2 separate regions of the Mus musculus genome follow, and region 1 is linked to region 2. Evidence: chromatin loops called from intact Hi-C (ENCODE). Cell type or tissue: heart. All regions are shown on one strand.

What was found. A loop is a pair of places that touch in the nucleus more often than their neighbours do. Peaks named below come from ENCODE experiments on the same cell type or tissue, not always from the same donor. Only the 100,000 strongest peaks of a DNase experiment are listed, where the experiment ranks them.
Region 1: a loop joins it to region 2, with 1.9 times the contacts of the local background. A loop is called at or near these places in 3 of 42 quality-filtered maps.

The regions. Positions count from the first base shown.
Region 1 is chr19:45,412,904-45,417,903 of GRCm38, reverse strand. All of the region lies in intron 1 of Btrc (beta-transducin repeat containing protein), which reads right to left. Among named protein-coding and RNA genes, the nearest start is that of Btrc, 52 kb to the right of the region's middle. In heart, a CTCF peak has its summit at 2,597 (motif pointing left); a DNase peak (open chromatin) is centred at 3,693.
Region 2 is chr19:45,361,615-45,366,614 of GRCm38, reverse strand. Btrc (beta-transducin repeat containing protein) reads right to left here and starts at 2,881. Exons shown (of 15, transcript NM_001037758.2): 1 at 2,729-2,881. The coding sequence starts at 2,776. In heart, a CTCF peak has its summit at 2,491 (motif pointing right); a DNase peak (open chromatin) is centred at 2,914; H3K4me3 peaks cover 2,123 bases; H3K27ac peaks cover 1,625 bases.

The DNA of each region.
Region 1 (5,000 bases), 51 kb before region 2:
TCTACTAATCATTAAAGAACTCCTGAATGGCACACTTCTTAAATGATTTTCCTGGGTAAACTCAAAGCCTCAGTTAATAGATTATATTTCATCCTGTGTAAACACAGCTCTGGACAGCACAGGCCTGTTCCTTCAGCTCATTTTCTATCTAACTTCACCCTGAATGACTCTCCTTGGCATTACAGCAGAAAGCTAGACCAAGGACATGGCTCAGCAAGTAACAGTGCTTGGTGAGCAAGCCTTAGGAGTCTGAAAATTTGAGTTCCATCCCCAGACACCATGGCACATGCAAATATGCACAAAAACACAGTAAGTAAAAATAAAACTCAAAGTAAAGACTGCAATACTTTATTTAAGCTAAAAAATGCGTTCAACTACACAGGTTCGTCAGCTTTTAAAACATATCTAATATGTGGGGAATGAGGGGCTGGAGAAATGGCTCCTGGGTTCAGAGTATTCATTACTCTTGCAAAGGACTTGGGTCCTGGGCACCACAGATAGTGGCTCTAAACCATCTATAACTCCAGTTCCAGGGGACCTGATACCTGTGATGGTACTAGGCACACAAGCAGACAAAACTCTCATATACAGAAGAAATATATAATGATCTTTCTATGAGGAAGGGTTGGAGATGTGGCTCAGCAGTTAGAAGTACTTGCCGTTCTTGCAAGGGGCCAGAGTTTTTTTCCTAGCACCCACATTAGGGAGCTTACAACCACCAGCCCAGGAAATCTAACTCCTTCTAGTGTCTTCTACCCATAATCTTGTGCCTCCACCCTCACTCATGTGTACATACATACACATACACACACACACACACACACACACACACACATAATTTAAAAATAAATCTTAAAAAAATTAAAAAGTCTATGCAAAATAGAGGGAGGTGCTAAACAGGTTTCTACTAAATCAAAGAATGAGAAAATAAAGAGACTGATATGTTGCAACAAAATGTGTCTGGTGTTTCAAGAATTCAGCATCATGTGCCTATCAAAGTTCAAATCCACCCTGAGATCCCTGAGAATCTTCACCCCTCCCCCACACTTGACTCCTAAAGTAAGGCCCCATCCTCTTCGATGATAAAGGCCCTGCAGGCAAAGGGCTGGCCTCAGCATTCACTATATGAAAGCTGAATGGCAAAAATCTCCTAAACTCAGGTCCCTGTTGGTCAACTTCTAGGAGTAATAGAGGCTATAATAATCAACAATAAAAAGATAGCTGCATTGAGAGTTTATGTATCCTTAAGCCATGGTAAAGAATTCCCTTTCCACTACTATATCAACTAAAAAAATTCAGGCCAAGAGAAATGCAGTATTCCATATTCCTTGCAAGGCACTCAGGCTCTAACTTACAAAGTCAATGTTTGCCTTCAAATATCACATTTATTTAATTACTTATTTATTGTGAGAGAGTTTGTATGCCATGTTGCACATGTGGAGGGCAGAGGAGCTCTTAGGGAGAATCAATCTGCGCGTCTACTGTGTGGTCCTGGTCAGGATGTCAGGCCTTAGCTGCTGAGCCATCTCACTTGCCAATCCATCATTAGCCACATTTAAGAAGTCTGTTTACACATCTTTAATCTCAGCACTGGGGAGGCAGAGGCAGGTGGATTTCTGAGTTCGAGGCCAGCCTGGTCTACAGAGTGAGTTCCAGGACAGCCAGGGCTACACAGAGAAACCCTGTCTCAAAAACAAAACAAAACAAAACAAAACAAAACAAACCCCAACAGCTTCCAAGAATGCCAATTCCATTACACACTGCTCTGGTAAGAGTGTGGACGAGCGTCCACAGCTGCGGCAAGTTCATCCACCATACAATGACTCCTCACGGGTGCAGGTACAGGAGAGCACTAAAGTTTACCAGACAGAAATTGTTTACTAAAAAAAACTGTGTTTTCCTACCAAATTGTTTCATTTAAAAAGTCATCACTGTTCTGTATACAGAATGCTGCACTGAGTAAATGGCAATGGCAGACATGAGACGTCAGTGTGTCCCTCCAGGTTCAACCCACTCTCACACTGCTCACACACCATTTAATTCTGTGCCCTGTCCTCTCTCAGTCTCTCTGCCTCATCTGTCTGTTTCTGTGTCTGTCTGTATGCCTGTCTGTCTGTCTGTGTCTCTTTCAATCTGTGTGTGTCTGTCTGTCTCTCTCTCTTACATACACACACAGTTCAAGGAACCAAATCCAGAGCCTTGAGTATGATAAGCAATGTCCTATATTATCCCCTAATTTGTACTCTATTTAAGAGAGAAACTAACACACATAGTAACTACAAGAAAAAGTATAAAAATAACACTGGATTAGACAGTATGTGCTATTAATATTTTTTTTAATGTTTATAAATGTTCAGACATAGGCTTTAGTTCTATTGCAATATTACTCTAAGTTATCATATATTTGCCTACTCTCTTAGATTGCCCAGATTGTTCCTCAGGGATATGATTCATGCTTTTTTTTTTTTTTTTTTTTTGCTTTTTGGTTTTTTGAGACGGGGTTTCTCAAATTTCCAATATTCTCTTTGCCTCTTGAAGCTCAAGATGTGAGCTCTCAGAGGCTGCCCTAGTTGGCTGCCCCCTGCTGCCTGTGTTGGAACATAGGCAGCAGCATTGTGGACTCCAACCCCCTGAAAACATAATGCCTAAATAAACTTTCTTCTATTACAAACAAAACAGCACAACAACAACAAGCCAATTAATCTGGCCATGGTAAATGTTCAAAAAAAAAATGTGTCTTTAATCATCAGAAAACAATGCAAAACACACACCAGAGAGAAATCACTACTTACAGATTAAGTCAACTAGAGTATAAGGCAAGTTAGATGAAAAACTTCCACAATTATTGACCTGTATAATCCCTGATAAAGGGGGGTTAGTCAATTAGCAAAAGTTGCGGGGTACCTAGCAAATGGTAAATATAGGATCTAAACTACAATATTCTACCTAGAAAAGTATACATAAAAGTGGCACTTTAATGCTGAAAATCTAAGTTAGGTTACTCTGGGCTAAGATCTTGTCTCAAAAAAGAAAGCTGGGGAGGCATTTTTGAAAGTCATGGATGGGGGATGGAGAGATGGCTCAGGGGTTAAGAGTACTGACTGCTCTTCTAGAGGTCCTGAGTCCAATTCCCAGCAACCACATGGTGGCTCACAACCATCTGTCATGAGATCTGACACCCTCTTCTGGTGTGTCTGAAGACAGCTATACTGTATTCAGATATATTTTTTTTAAAAAGCCAAAAATACTTTTAAAAATCATATGCACTAATTCATTTTCTTTCTCATTCCCTCCCCACCCCTAGGCTAATGTCAGTGGTCTTTATAAACTCTTTCAATAAAGACCCACTAAGTGGTGGTAGTGCAAATCTTTAATCCCAACACTCAAAGGCAGAGGCAGCAGGAAGATCTCTGAGTTTCAGGCTAGCCTTGGTATACAAAGTTATTTCCAGGCCAGACAAGGCTACACAAAAAACAACAACAACACAACAAAAACCAAAACCAAAACAAACAAAAAACAAGCAATCAAAACCAAAGTGAAGCTTTTAAAAAAAAAAATGTAAGTGATAGAGCTTTTCCTGGTCTCCTCCCTCTCTACACAATTAGAGGAAGCAGTCACTAGTGAGTACGAGCTAAGCAGGCCTCTTGCTAGGTGACTGCAGTGGCTCAAAACAAGCTTTTGGAGTCCAAATAGCATGAGAACATCACTGGAAGCAGATGGGCCTGGCATGGAGCTAGGGACGAGACTCCAGTGAGCAGGAGGACTTGAGAATCCACACCCACACCGGGCAGGGCAAGGGGCAGGAAGGTTCCTTAAGGGCACATGAGGCACTGCAAGAGGTGAAAAGACAGAGTCCAGAACTCAGTTTCACACCTAGGTTTTAAAGAAGGTGAAGGCAGCACTGCTGTCAAGTAACCAAAAGTAAAGGAGACTTCCATGTGATGGGGAGGAGACTGAGAAAAATAGTCAGGCTTATCAGAGAAAGAAGAAGAAGAAAAGAAAAAGAAAAAAAAAAAAACCAGAATCAATGGTATATTGCTGTGTTACAACTGAAGATAATACTATGAGACAGAACTTGAGAAATGAAGTGTGTATATGCATACCTTTACACACACACACACACACAATACCAATTGAGAATGCCTATTACTAAAAATCTAGTAAAAAATGAACACATTTGATTGTTCTAAATAGAGCCTTAGAACAATGACTAAGTCCAGAGCTCTAGCCTTAAAAATTTAAGATGAGTTTGGAACAACTTCTTGAAGTGTTCAAAGATCAGGAGACACGTCAAAATGGCAGAGTGGACAGACGAAAAGCTGGAAGAGTAAACAAATGTTAAACAATCTAAACATCAAATGAATAGTGATAGCAGGTTACAATTGTGGCAAGCAAACTTTAACATGTTCTCCTGATGGCTTCTCCCTCCTAGTGTCCATGCCCTTGGTTAACCCCACTCCTTGTATGGGGAGGGCCTAAAACCTCCATCCGAGGAGTCTGGCAAAGGTACTGAGACACCATGACTAGATTACATAAAGCTAACTATCACCTTAAATATGAATAGATTACAATGACTAGATTACATAAAGTTAACTATCACCTTAAATATGAATAGATTACAATGACTAGATTACATAAAGCTAACTATCACCTTAAATATGAATAGATGACCATGACTAGATTACATAAAGCTAACTATCACCTTAAATATGAATAGATGACCATGACTAGATTACATAAAGTTAACTATCACCTTAAATATGAATAGATGACCATGACTAGATTACATAAAGCTAACTATCACCTTAAATATGAATAGATGACAATGACTAGATTACATAAAGCTAACTATCATCTTAAATATGAATAGATGACAATGACTAGATTACATAAAGCTAACTATCACCTTAAAGACTGAACAGCCTGCTTGGCCTGCTTGGCCTGCGTGATTTAATGAAGCAAGCAGTCACACTGAAGAAGTCCACGTGGCAAGGACTAAA
Region 2 (5,000 bases):
GCAGCAGTACGGGGTGATCTCACAATGTCTCTTTATGATTGCTAAGTCTCATTATTCCATAAATCTAATTAAATGGCAGGTTCCTCTTCAGAGCCAACCCTCGAAACCGGAAAACAAAACTGAGCACTTTTCTGACTTACAACTGGAAGCTGGCTGAGGGCATAAAAGCAGTACTGACTTACTCCCATCCTCTCCCCCAAGATTTCAAGGTCTCTGCTCATTTGCTTGTTTGTAAACAGGGTCTCAAGTAGCCCTGGCAGACTTAACTCCTGACCCTTCCGCCCAGTGCTAGGATTACAGACATTCACCACCACACCTAGCTAGCTTGTTTGGTTTTTTTGTTTGTTTATGGTCTGTTGACACAGGGTATAATTCCGTATGTAGCCCAAGCTGGCTTTCACCTGGCCAATACTCCTGCCTCTTCCTCACCATCCTCCTGCTTGTTCTCTTCCTCCTCCTCTCCTCCTCTTCCTTTTCTTTTTTGTGTTTTTCAGACAGGTTCTTACTATGTGCCTTTAGCTATCCTAGAACTCACTATGTAGACCAAGCTAGACTCAAACTGAGATCCACCTACCAGTCCAGATGTAGGCCACCTTCCCCAGCCTGACTCCACTTCTTAAGTACTGGAGAATAAGGTACAAGCCACAATTCCAGACCTGGGGTCTCAATATTTTAGAAGGTCAACACAGGACAGAAATTCAAGAAATGTCTTTTGGCTCAATAGAATTTTGTGAATGACAAACTTGTGTTTCTGAAGGTACGGATACAAAGTAATGTTTTTGTTGTTTGGCTTTTAGAGACAGAAGTTCTCTATGTAGTTCTGCTGTCCCAGAGCTCATACTACCTGGAGCTGGTACTCTAGACAAGGCTGGCCTTGAACTCAGAAATCAGTCTTGCCTCTGCTTCCCAAGTGTTGTTCCCAAGCCACCACAGCCCAGCTAAAATTTTATCTTTTTAATACACTTTATTTATTTATTTATTTATTTATTTATTTATTTTACGTGTATGGATGTTTTGTCTGCATGTATGTCTGTGCATCACCTGTTCACCTGTGTACATGGTGGGGGGGTGGGGGGGGAGTCCAGAAGAGGGTGGACTGGAGTTAAACCACTGTGAGTAGCCATGTGGGTGCTGGGAATCAAGCCTTCATCCTCTAGAAGAGCAGCAATGGTCTTAACTGCTGAGCAGCCTCTCCAGTCCCCAAAATAAAAAGTTAAATTTGACCAGCTTCTATAAATATGAATGGGACAATTTAAAACCTAATTTCAACTAAGTTAGTATCTATGTTTATCAAATTTGTTATGGCATTTTAGGCAAAGGCACAAAAAAACTATTCAACCAAGGAATGCTATTTGAAAGATGGGTTACAATTACTTCTGAAAAAAAACAAAAACAAACAAACAAATAAACAAAAAACCACAAGACTTGATTGAAAATAATGCATTATCCCTAAGACCACCTGTTAAGCTTAAAAAAAAAATCTATGCATCCATCCTTCTTTAGATGTAACTAGAGGCTGGTTTACACCTAGGCTATACAAGAAAGCATCAGATTAAAAGCATCAAATATCAGACTGGTCAAGGTTGCCAAAGACAAGCACAGCAAAGGAGAACCACCATACAAAGTTACAGAAACAGGGCCTAAGGGGTTGACACAGACCCTAAAAATGCAATACTCACTCTGTACTACAACCTAAAACTCACGGGCAACCACCAATCCCGACTTATCTCACTTTCTCTACTCCCTACATCCTTCCTCTGAAATTTCCTCACATCTCATTTCTCCAAGGACTTTCTTCTCACAGAAAGCAATACAGCACCTGGCTTCCCCCACTTTTTACTACCTCACCACTGAAGGCCCAAGTTTTGTTTTGATTTCTCTTATTGGTTATTAACCTTGTCCCCACTCACCTGTAACTACATTTCTTTCATCGCTTTGTCCTTACCACAAATAATTTTGACCCTCTCCTTCAAAACAGAGCACGTATCTCCTTTCTGATATTTGTAATTCTAGCTCACAATCAACACTGTCTTTCTCTCCCAGGAACTGTCACCATAGCCCTAGGTCTGAGTCCTTATCTTCTTAAATGAGGCCTCTTCCAGAGTTTGCCAACATTAGTAGAGCTAACTGGGATTCCACCCTTAGCCCTTAGGCAAAGGCTATCTTCTCAGCCCATCCTACAAAAATACTTGCCTCCCAGCCATGGTTTTCCCACTTTCGCCGTTACAGCCATCAGTTTCCAGCCCTGCCCAGTTTCCCCCTGCCCCCAGTGTCTGTCTTGCCATTATCCTATCTCCACTATTCCCCACTCCTGAGTGCACCTCCTCTCCCAGGCCTTACCCGTAACCCTGACACCGGGAAGGCCCCTGCCAGCGTCCACAGGCGTCTCTCCACCCGGGTTCCTCCGCTCTTCAGTAACTGTCCCCACGCCCCTTTCCCTCTGGGGCCCCGCGCGCCGCCAGGAGCCCCCACCTCGAATGAGCTCCCGCTGTCACTTGGCCTCTCTTCCACAAGATGGCGGAGCTGCTGCCCCCACCCCAGGGTCCCCTCTGTACCCTCCTGCACCCTCCCCCAAGCTCAGGTCCAGTCCCTCCCTCCGCCTCGCCACTGGCCTTGGCCCCCAGTCCCACTGCCCCCTCCTGCGGTGAGCGGGTGACCCTGGCCTAAGCTCAGCGACACGCCAACGCAGCCGCCTCCACTAGTCCCCTGCCCGCACCCATCTCCTCACCATAAACTTAAGCGCTTTCTCCTGCAGCACCGCCTCTGCCGGGTCCATAATCGCCCGGACTACTGGGTCTGCTCTCCGCCGGGGCCGCCCCTTTCGTGCCAGGCCGCAGCCAACGCAGCGTCCGGATCCCGCCTCCTCTTCCTTCCCCCGCCCTCTCTTTTTACCTCCTGGCACTGGCAGGGGGCCCGAGGAGGACCGCGGCTCTGCGCGTGCGCACTCCGCTGCCTCACGGGACTTGTAGTTCTGGAGGCTCCAGCGGCAAAAGGCAAGGCTACGCGGCGAACAGCAACTCCCACGGGTCACTGCGTAGAGTCGCGGCTGTGTGCAAGCCAAATGTAGAGCACTCGAGAGCCCGGAGGGGAAGTCGGCTGATGGGAATTGTAGTTTCCAGTCTCTAAGAAGGCAAAGCCGGAGTGTCACCGTGGTTACCAAACGACGCCAGTGGCTCCTTGCCTGGCATTTGATAGCAAGATGGCGACTAGCGCTTCCTCTGTATTCCAAATACTAGGAAAATAGAGAACTCAGGGTCCTTGGTTCTCCCTAATTGTGATTTTAGAAAACCAGACCCTCCTAAAGTTCATACATCTGGCATCTGCAGAAAGATTGAGACCTAGAGACTTGAGCCAAGTGTGCATGTAACAGCAGCCTCAACATCAATGCAAGATTCCGATAACATCCTAAGCTATTATTGCCTCTTTTTTTTCAGAAGAGCCTTTTCTCTCCCCAAGCAAGCCAGGGACAGATAGAACTCACTCCAGGAAACCTTGAGTTTAGCGCTCAGAAAGTATGAACTACCATTGCTAACCCTGAGATCAAAGTCCTGTGTTACATAAATGAAATTCAATGACTATCAAGCAAGTGAAATCTATAAGTAGTGTCTTTGGCCATAAAAAGCCAGAAATGGGAGCCGGGCATGGTGGCGCACGCCTCTAATCCCAGCACTCGGGAGGCAGAGACAGGAGGATTTCTGAGTTCAAGGCCAGCCTGGTCTACAGAGTAAGTTCCAGGACAGCCAGGGCTATACAGAGAAACCCTGTCTCAAAAAACCAAAAAAAAAAAAAAAAAGCCAGAAATGGGCCAGGTGTGGTGGCACATGCTTTTAGTCCCAACACTTAGGAGGCAAAGGCAGAGGCAGGTTGATGTAGTGAGTTTGAGGCTAGTCTTGTCTACAGAGCAAGTTCCAGGACAGCAAAGTCTACACTGAGAAACCCTGTCTTGAAAAATACAAAAGAAAAGAGAGGGACAAGATGGGGCTGGGGAGATGGCTCAGTAGATAAGAGTGCTTCCCATGAAAGGACAAGGACCTGAGTTCAAGTTTCTAGCACCCACATAAAAAGCTGGGGTATATGGGCTCAGTGGTTAAGAGCAGTTGCTACTCTTGCAATGAACCTGGGTTCAATTTCCAGCACCCACATGATGACCCACAGCCACTACTGTGCCTCACCTGGAGTAGATCTTTAATTAGGAGAACATCATTGGCCAAGAGAGAATGGTACTTAGGAATAATACAACAAATTTTGGTTAGGTTTCTGTTGTTCTTTCTTTTTCTGGTTGGTTGGTTGGTGTTTTCTGGGTTTGTTTGTTTGTTTGTTTTGTTGGTTTTTTTTTTTTACTTTTTTATTTATTTTGTGTATACGTAGGTGCACTTGGCTTGTGGAGATAAGGGGGCAGCTGGTGAGTTCGAGGTTCACAAGGTCTACATAGGAAGTTCCAAGACAGCCCGAGCTACATAGTGAAACCAGGACTCAAACAAACAAAAAGTTATTACTCTTCTTCCATAATGTAAGTCCCAGGGATCAAATTTAGATAATTAGATTTGGTGGCAAATGCCTTTACCCACTGAGCCATCTCACTAGACCAACTTAGTTTTGGCAGAAGGCAAATATACTCACTCTACAGGTTAAAGGAAGACCAATTAGTCTGGAGCTGATGCTGCAGAGTTCAACACTCACCTGATCTGCATAGTTGAGTTCCACACTAGCCTAGGCTACAAATGGAAGTCTGTATTTTAAAAAGTAGCAACGTTGGTCACAGCTGCTGTCACCATCACTTTATGCCCATCACTAGAAATTTTACATTAATAACTTCTAATAAACCAGGCATTATGGCACACAACTTTAATCCTAGCACTCTGGAGGTAGAGGAAGGCAGATCTCTGAGTTCAAGGCCAGCCTGATCTACAGAGCAAGTTCCAAGACAATCATGGCTACACAGAGAAACCCTATTTAAAAAAAAAAAAAAAGCAAAACAACAAAGAAGGGTTGTCAGTGGG